Linked DNA regions of Homo sapiens: region 2 is linked to region 1. A link is a loop called in an ENCODE intact Hi-C map of the cell type or tissue named here. Cell type or tissue: heart left ventricle. All regions are shown on one strand.

Evidence for each region. Peaks named below come from ENCODE experiments on the same cell type or tissue, not always from the same donor. Only the 100,000 strongest peaks of a DNase experiment are listed, where the experiment ranks them.
Region 2: it touches region 1 in a loop (2.5-fold over the local background); 20 of 110 quality-filtered maps call a loop at or near these places.

The regions. Positions count from the first base shown.
Region 1 is chr10:10,796,834-10,799,333 of GRCh38, reverse strand. It overlaps a transcript of CELF2 not described here. Among named protein-coding and RNA genes, the nearest start is that of LINC00710, 150 kb to the left of the region's middle. RefSeq lists enhancers at 71-764, 765-1,459. In heart left ventricle, a CTCF peak has its summit at 1,136; a DNase peak (open chromatin) is centred at 621; H3K4me3 peaks cover 2,500 bases; H3K27ac peaks cover 2,500 bases.
Region 2 is chr10:10,871,247-10,873,746 of GRCh38, reverse strand. It overlaps a transcript of CELF2 not described here. Among named protein-coding and RNA genes, the nearest start is that of LINC00710, 80 kb to the left of the region's middle. In heart left ventricle, no CTCF peak of the experiment used is centred here; no DNase peak of the experiment used is centred here; H3K27ac peaks cover 2,252 bases.

The DNA of each region.
Region 1 (2,500 bases):
TTCTGTATTTTTAGTAGAGACAGGGGTGGTTTTGCCATGTTGGCCAGGCTGGTCTCGAACTCCTGACCTCAAAGGGATCCATCCACCTTGGCGTCCCAAAGTGCGGGATTATAGATGTGAGCCTCCGCACCTGGCCAAATTTCGCTCTTCTATCTGAAGTCCCAGAAAGTTGACCACATTCCACCTCACACCTTTAATGCCCCCCTGAAGCCCAAAAATTCAATATGAGGATTCCTTCCAGCGAGTCAGCTGGTGTCATTTAAATAAGACTGTCCTCCCTCATTGCCAAGGCTTCCCGACCTCCCCCCTGGGGTGAAATTGGAGGACCTCACGTTCACAGGCCACTCCTTACACCTCTGCCTCCGAACAGTCTTCCCACTAGCAGATCTGCGCATCCCTGAACCCCACAAGGTGCATTTCAAGCAACCCCAACCACTTCTGCACAGGTGTGGGGCGGGAGCAGGGCCTTGGCTATGAACTCAAACCAGGATGCAAGAGAAAGCAAAGCAGGCCTACCTTAAAACTTTCCAGTTTTTCAGAGGATCCAAGTCAGAGACCAAGGAAACCATTGTCTAGGAGCCGGCTGAGGGCGAGTCCGGAGAGGAGGAGGCGGGGATGGGGTGCTGGGGAACAGACGGAGGATTCTGGACCCAGGCCGGGCCCTGGCGCCCCGCGGCTCCCTCCTTCCCGGGCTGACACGCACTTTTCCTGACTTCTCTCCACCCCGCAAATCAATCCTGCGCTCTCCTCCGTCCCACACCCGGCTCCCAGCTCCACACCACCTTTTAAAGCCCCGGTAATCTGCTCCAACTGATCAAATTTGACCTTTTTGTAGCCCACTTTATTCCAAGCACAGCTCTCACTTAAATCTCTCTTTATTAACACCGTCCTCCTTGGCTTTCTTTGGGAACAAACACAGATCAAGCCTGAAGCCTCTGGACTTTACCAGCAATCATTCGCAGATTACTGCAAGCTGCAGCCTTCCCCTCCTTGGGGGTATTTCTCCTGCCTCGGAGATTTTGCTTTTCTTATTCCTGGCAGGAGACTGGTTAGGTTTCTTTCCTCCTTTTTTCGTGGCTTAGGCTCTGGGACTCTGACACTGGGCTTAGAGCTACCCTCAGAGGCTGTAACTACTTTACTGCTGGGATTTGTTTTTTAAAAATAATTTGGAACAGGACTGCAAACAAGCTAGACTTTACTGTGTGTTTTCTGGCAGGGATTTTTTGCTACACTGCTCCCCCACCCTTTGCTGGCTTTCTTGTGTTTTTAAATAACATGAAGGAGGAAATGCAGAATCTCTTTAAACATAAAGAGAAAAGGGTATAGGCTACCCCCTACTCGCCCCCCACCTTGTGTATCTTGTCATTTACTGAAAACCAAACATCCTTCCAATACTCGTTTGAAATTGTGCATGAGAGATGTTTTAAGATATCCAGGCAGTATTGTTTTCCTGTACTGTTTGTTCATAGTTTGTCTCCTTATCCCTTCGCCCCGTATGGGTTCTTCGGGACTGTACTGATTTCTTATTTTCATAAGCACTGCCTCTTAAGCAGAGGCTTCTATGCTTGGAGGGTCCTGGTTTGAACTAAGACCTCCGCAGCTGAAGCTCTTCCTCCTGCCCTCAGGATCCTGGAAGTAGCCGACCTTGAAATCATCTGGTCCAGTGGCTTCCGGACCATGGCTGGCCAGCCCGTCAAGATTTCTGCTGCAGCTGCCTGCAACATGAGCTTTACTTGATAGTCTTTCTTTATATTAAATTCCTCTTTTTCTTACGCTTATTTTTAAAAGGGATTTTTAAAGTCATTCCCATAAATGGAAAATCAGCTTCACTGGTCTTTGGTAGAAGGCAAATGCAGGGAATAACTAAAATAAAACAATTATTATTATGCCCAGACACTGAGACCAGCTAAAGGCTCTGATTTAGGTCTTTTTTTTTTTTCTCTTTGTTGCAAAGAGAGTTTACGCAATGTTAAGAGTGTTAAGAACATACCTGCACCAGCCAGAGACTTCCCTGAGAAGGAAGAGGGAAGACTGAAAGAAAACATATTGTGATTCAGTGCTTTGTCATGTCCTTGTTACTTGAAAGCATCAGCCCGGAGGAAGGGTCCCAACTTCTTCCCTTCAAGCAGAGCCTTCTAAGAAAGAGAATCTCTGTTCTTTCCTGGGGGGAAGATGCTCCCACAGGTTTTGGAAGCAGGCTACTTTTACTGTCAGGAAGTTTTTGCCACTCCAAACGCCTATCCCAGCATTGTAAATCCCTTTCTTACCAGCCTGTTCTCCATGGACCCGTGGATCTTAACATATGCAGCTAACCCTCTGTTTAGATTTGTTTTCTCTTTAGCAGTCATGGATACTTTCCCTAATGGCTGTGAATGACTTTCTTCAGAAGTGCAACTGTCTCTAGACTAAAATTAAAAGAGAATTTCATACCTCGTACAAAAATCATTGCCTTTCTGGGACTTCAAGCTTCTTCCTGGGCTGTGTTATCCCACTGTGAATC
Region 2 (2,500 bases), 74 kb before region 1:
AATTCCAGAGCAAAGAGAAGTTGGAGAGATGAACAGATCTTCGATTTATTGCTAATTTAATTAATATAGGATGACTCTACAACCTTGGTTAAAAACCCATTCAAGTTGTATAAACTTCCACCCTTCATGCAGCCCCAATTTTGAATAGGAGAGCCTTGGTAGGAGGTAACAATACGCTTGGGGCACTGATGTGCCTGTTATCAACAATATGAACTGCAATTCATCTTACTAAACACCTTGGACAGAATCCAGCTTGAGACTCAGAAGGCTCTTTGGGATAAAAGATGTTGTCACTAAAGAAACCCTGTTTGCTTATCAAAGCAAAGGCAACCAATTAATAGTTTTATCACTAATACTGTTACCCCGAGGGCTAAAATTAAGTTTATTTATTTATTTTAAGTTCAACATCCTAAATTCCACCCTAATGCACAACAAGGTACGGCTCGTATTACAAATGAATAACTTAATTAAAAAACATTGATTTTGCTCATTGACTGCTGCAAATTTTATTAAATATTAATGATAACATTTTGTATTTTTTATACTAGTCATGAAAGTTTTATGCACTCTCTCCCCTACAGCAGCCTTAGATTTCATGACAAAATCTTAGGCAGCTCAAAGTACAAACATAAATATTGCATTGGCCAGCTTGGTACAATATATGTGTGTACATAAGCCGATAAAAGGATGTGTGTACATTTACCCAAATGTGAGTGAGTGAGGAAAGCTGACATGAGGCAAGCAAGGGAGAAACTTGAATGGTGAAAGTTTATGTTTTATTTTAACCACCAAGAAAGGTCACCCAGAAAGAAAGTCCTGGAACCAGCGTCCCATGAGACAAGACCTCAGAACCTCTCACCACATGTGTCCTTTCCCCAAACTCTGCATATGGAATTCAAGGCACAAAACATTGCTCCATAAACCACATGATTTTACAGGTTTCAAGTCTATGGCAAGAGGTTTCACCAGAAGGACAAAATTCTCTTCTTTCCTCACCCCATGGGTGCAAAAAAAATTTTTCCATAAAAGCCACCAGGCTATGGGAGAGCCTTTAAAATTTTTGCAGTTTTTTGTTGTTGTTGTTGTTGTTTTGCTTCTGTGGGTTTATTTTACATGTTTACATTAGAGTCGGCACAGCCTTGCATTGTTATCTGTCTAGATGGACTAGAAGTCACCCTTATCTGGTTTTCTCCAAGCTTTTAATGGTAAGCATAAATGTTTGGGATCAGCTGACAGCTGTGTGCAGTGAATCAGGCAACATCATCATTCGGAATGTTTTTCTATTATTTGGAAAATTGTACTTAAAAAAATCCATAAAGCACTCAGTAGAACATCGTTTCTTTGAACTTCAGCAGTGACTGATTTTTTTTCTTCCTTTGTATCTCAAAGTCATTTAAAAACAAGTGAGAAGTTAATTTGTTGAGATCATTTCCTCAAATCACCTCCCAGGTCAAAAAGACAGCTCTGGCCTCTGCGTTACACAGTCTTTCCAAAACGTAACCAACTTCCTTAGGGATACAATCATAGCAACCCAGACTTGAAAACAAAGCCGGAGTCTGATTAAGTACTTGCCAAAAAGATTCCAACCATAGTCTACATAGTTTGCAAATACCCACATGGGGAAGGTTGAGGGAGAGAGGAAGGGAAGGACAGGAGCTTTCCAAAGGAAATATTTCACATGGAAAATATCAAGCATTTTCTAAAATGAGTAATTAAAGGACAGGATAGAATATCTTTAAGATATAAGCTTCTTTGAAATGCAAAATAGAAATTTTTGTCAAATAGGCAACGGAAGATAATATGTGAAAATCAATGTACTCAATATTATAGCTCCTATAATAGGAGACTTAGGGACCTGAGAATACGTTTGCATGTTTCAGCATTGTATTCGTTTGGGCTGAATTATCAAATTTCTGGCAATGTTTGCCTCTTTTCACTACTTCCTCTCTCCTTCAGCTCCCAGTGGTCCCTGGAAAGCCCATTTCTCTCCTCGCTCCTGGGTCCTCGTGCTGCTGGTGGTCTCAGGTTCTTTTACGTCCCCTGGTTCCATCCCAAAAGTCCTTCCTAGAAGTCTTTCGAAATGCCTGAATTGGGATTTCTTTCTTGTCTTCCTTCCTTCCCTCCTCCTCTTCCTCCTTCCCTCTTTTCCATTCTTTTTCCCACTAGGTCTCTAGACCTCGTGATCTGCCCTCCTCAGCCTCCCAAAGTGCTGGGATTGCAGTCCTGAGCCATTCCCGCTAGGTTTCTAACACAAGCAAAGAAGTTGTAGCTTCCACGAGGTGTGCTTTTCAGACTGTGTTATGTAAAACAACTCCAGACGTCAAGTCACAGGTGGCTTTAAAAAAGAAATCTTCTAAAGAAAATAAACAAGGTAGAAACCATGACATTAGATGTGGCGCATAGATTTTTAGTGAATTTAAAGATGTGCAAAATGCCAGCCAGTGACATCAGTATCATTTCCCTTTCTGTTGTGGAATGAAGTTTCTTTTCCTAATGAGGA